Regions from separate parts of the Homo sapiens genome. Here region 2 is linked to region 1. A link is an interaction called in ENCODE POLR2A ChIA-PET data of the cell type or tissue named here. Cell type or tissue: A673. All regions are shown on one strand.

Region 1 (8,000 bases):
AAGAAACATACCTAATATCTTACAACATAGTGAGATAAAAGTTATGAAGTAGGAATAAACTGTGCCACTGGATCATACTTAAACAATTAGCTTTATGATGGAGTGTCAGAGAAAGCCACCAAAAGGGGGGAGATTTGAGCTGGATTTTAAGGAAGGAGTCATAATTTGTCTGGCAAAAAATGGAAGTGCATTCCAAAATAGGGAGCAGCGTTTGCCAAAGCACAAATTTGTAAAAGGAAACGTCACATTTGGGTACTTGAGTAAGAATTGGTTATAACCCTGCCTCCTGCCAGTTTCCACTCTGTAAGATGGAAAGATTTGCTCCTGTGGAATTTTGTTTGAGAAGAGACTTCGAGTTCCTTGTGCTGCCGTTCTTTTAATTCTGCTCTTGTGCTCAGGCCTGTAATTTTTCTTTTTAAATATAAAAAAATATGAAAACTAGTTAGGATGATTTGGATAGACTTAATTATTGCTTAAGGTTGAGTTACTTTTAGTTAAAGTTACACTTTGCCTCAAAAGAAAAACTGCAGTTGATATGCATTGTTGGTCCTCTGTCGGATGGAGGGAATCAGTCATGTGGGGAAATGTGGGCCATCACACGTGGTAGAGAACAGGGCCCCAAAGAGCTGAGCACCTCCGAGCCCTTAGTTTCCTCATGTGTGATATGCGAATATTCTTACCCATTCTGCTTGATACTTGGGAGGATTAAATAAAATATGTAAATCATCGATACAATGCCTGGCTTGGAGTAGATTTTCAGAAAAGGGTGTTTGCTTTTTCTCTTTCTCATGTAGTAACAGCTCCCTTTTATTGAGCGCTTGCTATTGTGCAAAGCACTTTTTGTACATCGCACGGTTGAATTGAATCCCAAAGACATAGGTATTATTATTATTATAGCTATTATTACAAATAATTTGTAGTAGAGTCAGGATTTGAACCTAGGTTTGTCTATTACCAGTGTTTTAACACTAGATTATATAACTCCTTGCTTTTACAGCAGTTCCCCATCTTGGGACCAGGAGTATAGGAAGTATTTAACAGTTCTGGGTACCTCTCTTCTGGGATCAGATGCTGTCTACAAATGTGAGAGGTGCTTAAAGGGATGATGCTACCATACCCTGCCCTCCATCCATCTCTAGTCTATTTATGGTGTGTTAGGAAGCAAGGCTTTGCCCCTTCTCGTGTGTGATGAGGTTGCAACTGACTTGCAGGACTTTGCAAAAAGATGTCTTCAAGCTTTGGCCGCTGAAAGGAGTTTGCCCAAGCTACTGGGCATGGCTGCTGGGTTAGCAAACAGCAGGCAAATCACAAACAATTGCCTCTTTTTATGTGTTTCTTGGAGCTGCTGAAACAGACCAGTTGAAGGGGAGAGCAAGCCTGCTGTGACCTATGATGTTGCCCTCAGAATTTGGTGTTCCTGAAGATCTTTAGTGATTTTAGCTCTGCTGGTAGTTTGGGATTATTAGCAGCTGCTTCTGAGTTGGGGGAGCTCTCCATAGCTGTGCCTTGGAGCAGAAGCAGCTGTAGCTACAGGCCAAGGCAGGGACTGAGTGTAGAGAAGAGGAGACTGTTTTGTTGAGGTGAGGACTCAGTTTTAGAGTTCCTGCTTCCTTTCCGCATTGGGACCATGTGGAGCTTCCAGGGCATGTCAAGCTTTGTTTTGTCTTCAACCTCTAGCCTTCAACAAACTAGACAGAGTCCTCAGGCTCTTGGCCTCTTCTGTGAGACTGCATAGCTTGGGAAATGACTAGTGAGGCCTTTTCCTTGTGTTGGAGCAGTAGCCTGAGACCCTGGCCTTGGAGTTGAGAGCCTGGGTTCTATTCTTACTATTTCTTGCAGTGTGAACCTTGGGCAGTCCTTTTCTCTTTCTAATCTCATTTTCCCTGGCTGGTTGGACTGTGTTGCCTCTTAGGTTTTCTTTCACCTTTGACAGTTTGTTTTTCACACAGAGAGTGCTCTGGCAGTAAGGATATATTCATTAGATTGAAGATTATGACTTTTGAAGGGATGCAGTTTATTTGTATTTTTTCCCAGGCTATTTTTAGCTGCTTGAGACAAAGCCAGTGACTGAGTTCCAGACAGGTATTACTGTGTTTTTTGTTGTTGTTTCTGTGACTCAGGTGCCTGAGCACTTGTGATACTGCAGGTCAGATTGGGTTGGGGACTTACACCAGGACTGAGAACTGAGGAAGCTATGATTGTTGTATTCCTAGGTGCTTTCAGTCAGCTGGACTCAGAACCTGTTGCAGGTAACTTGGAGTTACTTGGATGTATCCCTGCCTCCTAGTCTGGCTTTTAATGGAATGAATTGAATCCAGGGGTGGTATAAACATACACCATCCCAGAGATCCCAAGTACATGTGGCTGGGGAGGTGGAAGTGGGAGTAGACCACCTGTTTCACAGTGGCCTCCTCTTGTTTTCCCATCCTGAGGACTCCCTTGGCCTGTGTGTGTGGATGTTAAAGGTTGACCCCCTCTGCTCACCCCTCCAGTAATGGAGGCTATAAAATGTCTATTTACCCAAGACACCAGAACGACTCCTCTGTGGTTCCTCTAATCTGGTGATTTGGTGCTTCTTTGGTCTCTCAGGTAAATACAGATTGAGTCTTTTTATAAAGGCATATTATTTCCCTCATTAAATGTGTGTTTTGGCACATGTGTTATTTACCTGATAGACAGTAATGGCTGCAGAGGAGCCATTGGTGTCTGTTGTGTAAATACTCTGCACAGAGACCATCCTCCAGGGGCTCTGGCGCAGGCCTGCTTCTCCAAATCGGGCTGGCCCCGTGGCAGTCCCATTTACCCCTCCCCTGTCCCCACTGGGGACCTGGGCCCTTCATATTGAGGAGAGAATCATTCATTTTCCTCCTTGCCATGGGCTACTTAATACCTTTAATTTGCTAGGAGACGGAAAAGGATGTCTGAGAATAAATGTGTATAAATCTTAGTCTCTGATGAAAGATAGTTTGCAGAAATAGGCAGAATCATAAACTTTCTTTTGAGTTCTGGCCCTCATTTAGATACTCAAAGTCCCAGTTGATATTATAAGCTATAGACTTATAGCCTGCAAATTTGTGACTAAAACATAAAGACATCAATAGAAAAGAGAAATCCCTAAGACACCGGAGGGTGCAAGGGCAAGTGGGATGCTGCTGCAGGGAGCAGGTGTGTTTCCTGAGAAGGCTGTATGGTAGCAGGAGTGCCAGTGAAGTGGGCATTGAGTAGGGGCTCTTCTGATGGAAACTCGGCTGGATAGAGATACTGTTTGGGCTGAGAGATGCTTTGAGCCTCTCTACCAGAGAGAACATGCAGCCTACCTTCTGTGGGCATTACAGGGAGATCTGTCTCTTCAAATACTGTCTGTGTGATATTTTTAATTTTAAAATTGTAACCACATTGCACATGGATTTTAAAAAACAATTTTATTTATTTATTTATTTATTTATTTATTTATTTATTTATTTATTGAGATGGAGTCTCTGTCACCCAGGCTGGAGTGTAGTGATGTGATCTCAGTTCACTGCAAACCCTGCCTCCTAGGTTCAAGCGATTCTCCTGCCTCAGCCCCCTGAGTCACTGGATTACAGGGGTGTGCTACCATGCCTGGCTAATTTTTGTATTTTTAGTAGAGATGGGGTTTTGCCATGTTGCCCAGGCTGGTCTTGAACTCCTGACCTCAAGCGATCTGCCTGCCTTGGCCTCCCAGAGTGCTGGGATTACAGATGTGAGCCACCCCACCCAGCTGATTTTAAAAAACAATTTTAAAAAAACGTTTGAAACAGCCCAAATTTACATAAAAGTTGTAAGTACAGTAGAAAGAATTTTTTCCCTGAACCATTTGAGGGTTAAGTTGCCGACCTAATGCCCCATCACCCTGAATGCTTGGTGTGCATTTCCTATAAACAAGGACATTTTCCTACCTAGTCAAAATACAACCATCAAAATCAGGAAATTAACATTGATATAAAACCTCTATATAAACCTTGGACCCCATTAAAGTTTTGCCAGTTGTCCTAGGAATGTTCTTTGCAGCAAAGTGATCCAGTTCAGAATCGTGGGTTGCATTTGGTTATCAAGTCTCTAGTCTCCTTTAGACTTTCCTCAGTAAACGTTCCTTGGCATTCATGACCTTGATACTTTTGAAGATTACAGGCTGGTTATTGTTTAGATTGTCTCTCAATTAGGGTTTGTGTGACATTTTCTCATGATTAGATTTAGGTTGTGTAGCTTCAGGAATATAACAGAAATGATGCTTTGTTCTTCTCGTCGTGTGATTTTGATTTATCCCATTATTGATAATGTTCACTTTGATCACTTGATTAAGGTGATGTCTGCCAGGCTTCTCCATCATAAAATTACTACTAGTTGTAATTAATAAGTATTTTGTGGGGTGATACTTTGAAACTATGTAAATATCTCACATCAAAGTTTAATTTTATTGATTTATATCTTTATGGACTCATGGTTTTCTATTCAGTGCATTATAATCCATTACTATCATTGTTTCTTGGCCAGTGGGTGGCTTCTGTATCCTTTTGGTATGTTCCCATCATTATTTGGGTGTTTCCTTGCTTTCTGATACAAGATGTTATGCGCTCATCTTGTATTTCTCTTGCTGCATCCCTGGAATCAGCCATTTCTCTAAGGACCTCTGTTTCTTTTAGTGGGGAATGGTATTTAGAAGGCAACTGGGGCTGGGTGCTGTGGCCCATGCCTGTAATCCCAGCACTTTGGGATGCCAAGGTGGGAAGAACATTTGAGCCTAGGAATTTAAGACCAGCCTGGGCAACGTAGTGAGACTCTTATCTCTACAAAAAAAAAAAAAAAAAAAAAAAAAAAAAAATATATATATATATATATATATATATATATATATATATATATATATTAGCTGGATGTGGTGGCACATGCCTGTGGTCCAAGCTACTTGGGAGGCTGAAGTGGGAAGATTGCTTGAGCGTGGGAGTTCGAGGCTGCAGTGAGCTATGATTGTGCCGCTGCACTGCAGCCTGGGCAACAGAGCAAGACCCTGTCTTCAAAAAAAAAACAAGAAGGCAATGGAGTGCTAGGTGTGCTCATTGCCATTGTTACTGCTCCCTGGCTCTTCCTTAAATAGAGCTAGAAAATATATATGCATATGTGTGTATATTTGTGTGTGTGTGTGTATCCATCTATCTATCTGATACACATCTAATCAGAAACCATGAGTTCACATTCTTCCTGCCAATTCCAATCCAACACCACAGATTTTCTCCCTTTCCATATTTTAACTCCTTTCTCTTAACAGTGAGAAACCTGGGTCCCATTATGCTTAATATATGCACTTCTTTGATCAGTTCCTCTGTAGGTAGCTAATCCTCATTACTGCCACTGCCCTTTACCCTTCATGAGTGCCTCTTTTACCCTGCGTGTGTCACCCCACATCAGACTGCCAGCCGACATGGATGCTCTCCACATCCCCCTCGGCTCTGACATGCTGCACCACACCTTCCCACTTCTGCAAGGATGTCTTCCTCACCCTGCCTGGGCTCTGACAGTGTCCCCCAGACCTCTCTGGCTCACCCTACTCCACCCGTTGTAGATATCTGCCCTCTTCTGCTGCACCTAATGGCTTTAGGATTGAGTTTTTCAGGAAGGGAAGAGGAAGAGCTACCCTCTGTTTCTTGACTTGAACTGAGCTTGGTTGTTAGAAGTAAGGGAAGTGTGGAATCCAGTAACTGCTGATATGTGGAGGCCTGACCTCCTAATGTCTACTCTCAAGACTTCCTACGAGAGAAGTTTTTTTGTTTTGTTTTGTTTTGTTTTGTTTTTGAATTATGGTCTTGCTCTGTCACCCAGACTGGAGTGCAGTGGCTCCATCACAGCTCACTGTAGCCTCAACCTCCTGGGCTCAAGTGATCTTCCTACTTCAGCCTACCAAGTAGCTGGGACTACAGGCATGCAGCACCCCGCCTGGCTAATTTTTAATTTATTTTTTGTAGAGATTGGGTCTCACTATGTTTCCCAGGCTGGTTTCGAACTCCTGGGCTCAAGCAATACTTCTGCCTCAGCCTCCCACAGTGCTGGGATTACAGGTGCAGTCACTGTGCTTGGCCAAAAGAAGCTTTTTGATGTAGATGAAATCAGGTGAGAAAGCAAGGCCTGCAGGCAAGAGGACCACTGGCCATCAGAATAGGGTATATATAGTATGCTCTGTCAGAGGTCTGGAGCATTTTAGGGTTGCAGAAGACATCGATATTACTCTCTGAGGCTGCCTTATGAATTAATTGGATTTGTAGGCCCAGAATCTGGGGATCCAGGCTTGGCCAGGTGGGCATAGCCCAATAGGATAGTAGTAATAACATTAGGATAATATATATTAGGCTGTTATATGCCAGGCACTGGTCTTAGTGCTTTACATGTGTTGTCTCATTTTGTTCTCACTTAAGGAGTAGGTGCTATTGTTATTGTCATTTTACAGATGAGGAATTGAAGAACACAGCATGCCCAAGGTGCCATGGGTAGTAAGTGGTAAAGCTAGGATTCAAACTTGGAAGCCCTCCTTACTCATCATGCTTAATTGCTTATAGTATTTGGTAGACAGGATTGACTGACTGTATATACTACGCATATTCTGTGCACACTGTAGAACATTAGGACTTTCAGAAGTCTTTACACTTTTTTATGGGGTTAGAGAAGAGTCTAAGTCCTTGAGGGACTTTGGATCCAAACTAGAATGGGTAATTTGAGCAGACTGGTGTCTTCCATCTCATTAAGGCTTCCAGTACTATTCAGGAATAGGCGATGAGAAGATTCTGGCTTTCAAAGGGATATTGGCCCTCTTGCCCTTCCAGGAGACTCCATATTGAAACTCAAGCCAGCGTTTGTCTACCTGGGCTGAGTTTTGGCTGTATTTTTGGTGAGGCTATAAAGCAGTGGTGAAAACAAGTGCTGTGCTTGTGCAGGATCCATGAAGAACTTAAAATATTTTTTGGTCTTAGCTCCACTGAATCCCCCTGAAATCTCATTATAGGGATAGGGAAATTGAGGACCTACACTAGCGTATATCCTACTATATATATAGGCAAGTTACTGTAGCTCATTCAGTGAGTCAGGAGAGAGATGGGAAGACAGCCATACTTGGCATTATCTGCTTCTGTTCAGGTGGTAGTGGCCTCATTGCCTTTGAGTACGCGCTGGACTTCACAGGGTGCTATCCCTCTACCCTATGTGAAGGGAGCCAGGTGCCCACTTGCAGCCATCAGAGGCAAGCCTTTGGTTGTGTTGGAATGAGGCTTCGGAAAGCACAAACTATGGCCATTACTGTATTGTACAGTGAGATTTCTTATTTGAGGATTAAAGTTGAGAGAAATTTGAATGTTGAGTATTAAAGGGAGAAAGACAACATTTCTGCTTTGTTCCTTTTTTCTTTTTAAGGAAGTTTGAGTTATTCGTGAGTAAAACTTAGGCTTTGATTTTTGTATTTAGTTAGGCCTCTGAGGAGCAGGCATTCTGCAAATTTAAGGGGAAAACTTAAAGGAAAAGTGATTTGATTTTTTTTTTTTTTTTTTTGCACATGTTCACTCAGAAAACTTTACTAGACTTTTAGCCATGTTCCTATTACTGCCACATCTGGGTTTTCTTTTTCTTCCCTATTTAAAAAGTCCCGCAGTCATTCAGGGCCTCGAGTAGAGACCGAGTCTAAGGCAGCAAATGAGAAGGCCTAAGGCTGCAGCCAGCTGTGCTCTCCAGGCACTGTTCATTCCCCCAGGGTGCCACTTACTAGTGTGGGGGTTGGGGGATCACCAGAATGTCAGAGCAAACCCCTGTGATTCGCTTTGTTTGCCTTCACCTTGGGAGAGGGGAGGAGGGTATGTGGAGACATCAAGATACAGACTGGAAAGCCAGGGGCAAATGGCTCCTAGTGGAGCTGAGAAAAGAACCTTGGACATTTTCTGCTGCTTGTCTGAGTCTACTTAGCTTCCAGGACTCATTGTACAACAGGGTCACCTCACGTTACT
Region 2 (8,000 bases), 470 kb before region 1:
ATATATAATATACACACACATCTATGTGTATATATAATATACACACACATCTATGTGTATATATAATATACACACACATCTATGTGTATATATAATATACACACACATCTATGTGTATATATAATATACACACACATCTATGTGTATATATAATATACACACACATCTATGTGTATATATAATATACACACACATCTATGTGTATATATAATATACACACACATCTATGTGTATATATATACACACACATCTATGTGTATATATAATATATACACACATCTATGTGTATATATAATATACACACATCTATGTGTATATATAATATACTCACATCTATGTGTATATATAATATACACACACATCTATGTGTATATATAATATACACACACATCTATGTGTATATATAATATACACACACATCTATGTGTATATATAATATACACACACATCTATGTGTGTGTGTGTGTGTGTGTGTGTATATATATATATACATATATATATATATATTTTTTTTTTTTTTTTTGAGACAGAGTCTCACTCTGTTGCCTAGGCTGAGTGCAGTAGCACAATCTCAGCTCACTGCAACCTCCGCCTCCCAGATTCAAGCAATTCTCGTGCCTCAGCCTCCCAAGTAGCTGGGATTACGGGCATGTGCCACCACACCTGGCTAGTTTTTTGTATTTTAGAGACAGGGTTTTGCCATGTTGCCCAGGCTGATCCCGAACTCCTGAGCTCAGGCGAACCACCCACCTCGGCCTCGCAAAGTTCTAGGATTACAGGCGTGAGCCACGGTGCCTGGCCTCCTGTACAATATATTTTTGTATGAAGTCCCTGAGATAGAAATCTAACTTTATTTTCTTCTAAATAGTCAACTGTCTCTCATTTTAGATTGACAGTATCTTGCTTTGCAGCTCCTTTAAAACTCTTCATGGAATAAAGTGGCATTTAAATGAGGAAATAGGCTGGGTGTGGTGGTGCTTCATGCCTGTAATCCCAGCACTTTGGGAGGACGGAGTGGGACCATTGCTTGAGCCCAGGAGTTTGAGAACAGCCCGGGCAACGTAGGGAGACCTCATCTCTACAAAAAGAAAAAAAAAAGTTAGCCGAATGTGATGGAACATGCCTGTAGTCCCAGCTATTCAGCAGGCTGAAGTGGGAAGATCACTTGAGCCTGGGAGGCTGAGGCTGCAGTGAGCCGAGATTGCACCACTGCACTCCAGCCTGGGTGAGAATAAGGTTGTGTCATAAATAAATAAATAAAGTCATTTACTTAACATTTACATAGCACTGATTATCTGACAGAGACTGAGGAAGCAGAAACGAGTAAGACACCACTCCAGGCCCCAGGGATCTTTCTTGAGGGAGATTCACATCCTCGGGAAAACAAGATGTATAGTGAATGAAGGAGGTAGCAGAGGGGTCTGCAGTAACTGAGTAAGGTATGGAGCTAGAGGACTAATACCTCCAGGATAAATGAATTTATACAAAGATTGTATTTGAGAGAAGAGGTGAGGAACCACTCACTAGTAGTTTTGAGTGCCCTGAAAGTGAAATAGATTGAATTTTGTCCTGGAGGTCAATGGGATGTTCCAGGACTTAAGCCCCATAGGACTGACAATCAAAAACAGGTCTGGCTGCACTGTGGGAAATGGATTGAGGGGGCGCTGGAGTGAAGGCAGGAAGGCTGTGAGACGTGTCAGACAGGACAGGTTGAACCTGGGGCTGAGAGAACTGAACCAACTGGAAAGGTCTCTTAAGGTCTCTTACAAGGTAAAAAGAGACCTAAGGCAGGTGTGAAGAGCGATAAGGCAAGGATGAGATCCAGGTTTCTGGCGTGGGTGTCCACGGAAATGAGAAACACGATGGGGGCAGAGCTGGGGAAAAGCTGGGGAGATCAATTTCTCGCCGAGCCTGTGGTGTCTGAGGGGCATTCAGGGAGCGATCTCCAGGGGGGCAGGTCTGGAATGAAAGAAGGAGCTGAGGCCGGGCATGGTGGCGCACACCTGTAATCCCAGCACTTTGGGAGGCCGAGGCTGGCGGATCACATGAAGTCAGGAGTTCGAGACCAACCTGGCCAACATGGTGAAACCCCCGTCTCTACTAAAAATACAACAATTAGCCGGGCGTTGTGGTGCATGTCTGTAATCCCAGCTACTCAGGAGGCTGAGGCACGAGAATCGCTTGAACCCGGGAGGCGGAGTTTGAAGTGAGCCGAAATCGCACCACTACACTCCAGCCTCGACGACAGAGCAAGACTCTGTCTCAAAAAAAAAAAAAAAAAGGCCGAGGCGGGCGGATCACAAGGTCAGGAGATCGAGACCATCCTGGCTAATACGGTGAAACTCCGTCTCTACTAAAAATTCAAAAAAATTAGCCGGGCGTGGTGATGGGCGCCTGTAGTACCAGCTACTCCGGAGGCTGAGGCAGGAGAACGGCGTGAACCCGGGAGGCGGAGCTTGCAGTGAGCCGAGATGGCACCACTGCCCTCCGGCCTGGGCGAGAGTGCGAGACTCCGTCTCAAAAAAAAGAGAGAGGAGAGAAAGAAAGAAAGAAAGAAAGAGATAGAGAAAGAGAAAGAAAGAAGGAAGGAAGGAAGGAAGGAAGGAAAGAGAAAGAAAGAAAAAGAAAGAAAGAAAGAAAGAAAGAAAGAAAGAAAGAAAGAAAGAAAGAAAGAAAGAAAGAAAGAGAAAGAAAAAGAAAAGAAAGAGGGAGCTGAGCTGAACAGATAGATATGTGGGAGTCATCAGAATAGACTAGTAGACGACAATGCCCAGGGGCAGGGCGTAGAGTCAGGGTGTGGAACGAAGGAAATCCTCGTTTTCGAGTTTCACCCCCTCAGGGAGGCCCAGCCCAAGCCCTGCCCGGCCCGACCCCACCTCGCCCACACGGGCTTGATCCCGCACAAGGGGCTGCGCGTGGCAGACAACGGTTCTTCCGGCGCCCGGCTCACTGGGCACGCTGGGAACGGAAGCCCGCTCCGAACGCCGAGCACTTCGGGAGCTGTAGTTTGGGGCAGGCTCAGCTGGGCGGGTCGAGGGCTCCCTGCGAGTCCCGGCGTTGGATCATTTGAAGGACAGGTCCAGAAAGCGGTGATGCTCCCGGGGCAGGGTGCCTCTCCGGCGGCGACACGGGGCGCCCCGGGCCTCATCCCCTCTCCGCAGGGCATGGCATTTCCACGCCTCCACAATCTGCTCCACCTGCAGAGCAAGGCCAGTTAGTGCGCAGTCCCGCGGTGGCCCCTCGCCCCGAGGACCGTGGGCCGGGCTGCTCCTGCCCCCTCCCAGCGCCCTGTACCCCCTGCTGAGTGGAGCTGGGCCGGTTCCCCGCGTCCCCACCGGGATGAGTGGTTCCTGCCGGTTCTGCTCTTCCAGGGCGCTCAGCTCCGCCGGGGCCAGCAAGGCTAGTCTCAGCTCTTTCACCACCGGGGCCGCCACCTCAGCCACCGGCCGCTCCAGCACCGCCTGCAAACGCCAGCCCTGAGTCGGGCACCTGTCCTGCCGCCCGCTCACCAGTCTCGTGGCCAGCACCTCCTTCCGTGCCCTTGCGCTCCCCCAGCCCCACTCACCGCGCCCACGCGCGCCCAGCTTCGGGCCGCGCGGACCAGTTCAGCCTCGTCCACGCAGAGCTTGTCGCTGCGGAGCAGGGGCAGCAGCGCGGCCGCCGACAGCTCCAGGAAGCCTCGGGTCCGGAGGGCCTCCTGCGAGCCGGCAAATGGGTCAGGGAGGAGCAGAATGCGGTGCGTAGGGTGAGGAGTATGAAGGGAGCAGTACCTGGCTGTGGGCCTCTATGAAAGCCACGCAGCGCTCCTGCAGCTGCCCCAGGCCAAAGGTTACGGCCACCTGCGAGCAGAATGAGGGAGATCAGGTTGGAGACTGGAGAGGCCGTAGCCCAGCCTGCTCACTGGGACCCACCACTGCAAGCCTGACCCTAGCCCTAGCTGGGGAGGCTGACAGGGCCCTCAGCCCTCCAGGAAACTAGACCCAATGAAAGCCTGCTACACACACACACACACACACACACACACACACACACACACACACACACACACGTGGACTCACTCTACAACCTGCTCTTCCCTACAGGAGACCACGCCATGGCCTTCAAACCCCACCTGGGACCTAGGCTTGATTTTTTTTGAGGCAGAGTCTCACTCTGTTGCCCAGGCTGGAGTGTGCAGTGGCGCAATCTCGGCTCACTGCAACCTCTGCCTCCCGGGTTCAAGCGATTCTCCTGCCTCAGCCTCCAGAGTAGCTGGGAGCATGCCACCACACCAGGCTAATTTTCTGTATTTTTAATAGAGACAGGGTTTCACCGTGTTAGCCAGGATGGTCTCGATCTCCTGACCTCTTGATCCGCCCGCCTCGGCCTCCAAAAGTGCTGAAATTACAGGTGTGAGCCGTTGTGCCTGACCCAGCTTGACTTCTAAAGTCTACAGCCACCCTTTCCCTACCCCAAGTCAAGCTGAGAACCATTCCCCAGCCCTGACAGACAGAAGACCAGCAAAGACCTCCAGCCCCTTCAACACCTGCTCCTGCACCTGACCCTGCTGATACACCCAGGATCCCACAGATCTAGGCACAGAATTCATCCTATAAACATCCTTGGAGCACCCCCACCACCACCATGTACCCAAGTTATTTCCAGGCCAGACACAGCAGGCCCAGGCTCCCAGGTGCTGGGAGCCCATTTCCACACACAGAGCCAGACTCCTACCATGCCTGTCCAGCAGCACCCACCTGCAGGGCCTCACAAACCAAGTCCACATCCAGCACCTTCACCACAAACTGCAGGCACAGCTGGGAACAGAAATGAATGTGGGTTGGGTGGCGGTGTCCCTGCTCCAAGACACTAGTTCCACCCCAGAAGCAGTGAGCAGGCTTGGAGCGGTGAGTCACCCAGCAGCCCCAGACCCATCCTGACCCAGGCCAGGGGAGGCAGGGAATTGCTAGAGCCTGAGACAGCAGGCTTACAGGAACTGGAGACTAGCAAAACCAAGCCCAGCCACCCACCTTCTAGTACATTCGCCACTAATCAAAACCAGATAAAGGCCATGCAAAATTCTCCCCTTCTTTCAGGATGCTTATCTTCCTCCACTTGTTCCCTTCCTGACTCAAGGATACTTCTATTTTTAGCAGAAACTTGAATTTCATCCGTGACATCTCTCATCTCTTGACTGCTGCACTAGCCTCCTGACTGGACTAGCGAGTCCTCTCCACCTCTTCCAATCCCTTCTCCCCTGAGTTTCCAATTCTTCACTCCCTTATCGGAAACCTTCAGTGAATCTCCACTGCCCTCTGCTTAAAAGAAGTCCAAAAGCTTGAGGGCCCTACATGAACCAGGCCCTGGCGTCCTCTGCAGTCTCGTCTTGCCCTCTCCTCACAGTTCAGACACACCAAATGTCTCACTAGCTCCTTTGGTGCCTCTGTGACTAGAATACCATCTTCCCACTTCCCCTAGGAACAAAATCCTATTTGTTCTACCAGATCGAACACAAATGTTTCCTCCTCTGGGAAGTCTTCTCCTCTCCCTAGTGGCGGGACTGGAGAGTCCCCCCATACAGTCTCGGCACCATTCACGCTTCTCTATCACACTTTCTTTTTTTTTTTTTTTTTTTGAGGGCAAGTCTTGCTCTGTCACCCAGGCTGGAATGCAGTGGCACGATTTCAGCTCACTGCAACCTCTGCCTCCCAGGTTCAAGCGATTCTTGTGCCTCAGCCTCTCAAGTAGCTGCAATTAACAGGTGTGTGCCACCATGCCTGGCTAATTTTTGTGCTTTTAGTAGAGATGGGGTGTCACCATGTTGCCCAGGCTGGTCTGGAACTTCTGGGCTCAAGTGATCCACCTGCTTCAGCTTCCCAAAGTGCTGGGATTACAGGCGTGAGCCACTGCGCCCGGCCTCTATCACACTTCTTATGCCACCCAGGTAAGCATTTTCATGTGTCTGTCTCCTCTCCCTCTCTGGAGAACACGGATCAAGGCTGATATCTTTGTATCTACAGCACCAGCCATAATCACCCCCTCTTCCCACAGCACACACAGGGCAGGCATGCATGGATCCTTTTGCACACAGGCACACATACATGCCCTACTTACTTGGGAGAGATATACATACTTCTCTCTGTGTGGGCACACGTTCCTCTCCAGGCCAGAGTGTGTGTGAGGCAGGGCGGGAAGTGAGCCCGTGAGAAGCAAGGGAAATGAGACAGGGACCTGGCACAAAAACCCACCTCTCTCAGTTCCTCCAGCCCATACTCCACAGCCGCTGTCAGCACTTCCAGCACCTGTAGAGTGGGTGGTTGGGGGAGTGGAAGGGAGTTTCCCCTGCCCTGTGCCCACAGTGTAATGGGCAAACTCCTGCCTCTGGCACCCCCCACCTCTCCCACCCAGGCCCCTGGTCAGCAGGCTCACAGAGTGGCGGTACAGCTTGACACTGTTGGTATATAGGAACTCCAGCACTGCCAGGAAGGCCTCAGTTGGCACAGTGCTTAGCACCACAGGACTGGGCACCCCGGGGCCTGGCTCTGTGCCCAGAAGTCGCTGGAAGAAGTTGCATCTACAGGCCAACAAGCACCGATGGGCAAATACCTCCTGCCGTTCTTGACCAACCACGAAGCAAACATCACTGTGGGAGACAGGCAGAGAGGCAGCGGGGAGGAGGCCAGCACCCGGAGTGCAACTTGGGCTGTGCCTTTGCCCACTCTGGGTCTTAGTTTCCTAACCAGAATGTAAGAGACAGGGCTTCGTCCCTCCAGCAGAAGGTCTGGGACCCAAAGCCCTGAGTTCTAGTCCCAGCTCCACCTAATGGGTACCATAGGCAAGTGACTTCCTATCTTTGAATCTCAGGTTTCTCACCCATGAAATGGGACAATAATCCTAAACCTCAGGTCTCAGAGGAGATGACTATGCTTGATTACTGAGGGGCATCTGGGCTAATAGAAGCAAGGTTGATCCCACCTTCCCCTCTCCTCCCCAGCCTGAGTCTTGGGGGCAGGGAAGCTTCTTTTGGCTCCTCCTCCACCAGCTGCAAACTCAGCTTTTTTTCAGCCCTCCTCCAGACAGGAGGGTGTGGGGGTGTGGGGCACAGAGTGCACAACGACTGCAAACAGACACAGCAGTGATGCACCATCATGAGCCAGACCACAGTTTCCATCTTCATGATCACTTCCGGCCCCAGCTCTGGGCCTCTGAACAAGGCAGGGGATAGGAGGCAGATGAGGCTGGAGCCTCCTAGAGCCTCTTAGTCCCAGGTCCAAAGCCTGGGGGGTTCACATTACCCAGACCAGACTGTGACCCCAAAGAAGCAGGGTGATGGAAGTCACCACCCTTTGGGGAAGAGCTCAGATCTGAGACCATGAGGACAGAGAACTTCATTCTAGCTCTCCTGAGCAGCCCGGCCTCCTGTAAACTCTACCCCTGGTTTCAGACACCACTGGCATCCCGGCCAGCAGGGAGCAGCCAGCACCCCCGAGGCTTCCTGTCAGGGACTATGGCTCAATCTCTGGAGCTTTGTTCTTCTTGTGAAGCCTCAGTTCCCAGAACAGGTCATCTGTTCCTCTTCTTCTAGCAGTGAGGCCTCAATACCAAGCTGAGTGAGTGGAGGGAGGAGGGGAATCATGACCCACCATCTCTAAGGATCCCAGGGGCTGAGAATCATTTTCTTCTGCCAGGGGCCAAAGTCCAAAGAAGGAAGGGCTTTGCCTGAGCTCACACAGCAGCTCCACCCCGCCAGCCTTGCCTCTGGCCCTCAGGGTCTCACAGACACTGAGTGACCAGTAGCCATGTTCCACATTTGACCTCCCCATAGCCTAAGTTCACCAGGGAGGATGGCCAAGTTCTAATTCCCAGCCTCTTCTCACCAGGGCCTCCTTAGAGTCCTGGGGCCCACAGAGCCAGCTAAGAAAAACCCGCAGGCAGGGCCCACCCCTCACCTGTATCGCGGGTTGTTGACAAGGCTTCGGAGTGCTGCGGAAAAAGGTTCAGCTTTCCCATGCACGACCAGT

Evidence for each region. ChIA-PET counts read pairs that join two places held together with the same protein. Peaks named below come from ENCODE experiments on the same cell type or tissue, not always from the same donor. Only the 100,000 strongest peaks of a DNase experiment are listed, where the experiment ranks them.
Region 2: POLR2A ChIA-PET joins it to region 1 with 5 read pairs; 2 of 35 experiments call an interaction of 5 or more read pairs at or near these places.

What each region holds. Positions count from the first base shown.
Region 1 is chr1:44,339,701-44,347,700 of GRCh38, reverse strand. The region is part of intron 2 of ERI3 (ERI1 exoribonuclease family member 3); the gene reads left to right. Among named protein-coding and RNA genes, the nearest start is that of ERI3, 12 kb to the left of the region's middle. RefSeq lists an enhancer at 7,539-8,000. In A673, no CTCF peak of the experiment used is centred here; no DNase peak of the experiment used is centred here.
Region 2 is chr1:44,808,835-44,816,834 of GRCh38, reverse strand. It overlaps BTBD19 (BTB domain containing 19), which reads right to left. Exons shown (of 8, transcript NM_001136537.3): 1 at 7,929-8,000; 2 at 6,409-6,622; 3 at 6,228-6,281; 4 at 4,737-4,796; 5 at 3,771-3,839; 6 at 3,566-3,697; 7 at 3,336-3,461; 8 at 1,250-3,197. The coding sequence ends at 3,063. Among named protein-coding and RNA genes, the nearest start is that of BTBD19, 4.3 kb to the right of the region's middle. RefSeq lists a silencer at 2,847-2,916 and enhancers at 6,558-6,647, 7,158-7,767, 7,614-8,000. In A673, CTCF peaks have their summits at 7,221 and 7,423 (motif pointing right); DNase peaks (open chromatin) are centred at 6,524, 7,074 and 7,474; H3K4me3 peaks cover 1,129 bases; H3K27ac peaks cover 3,541 bases.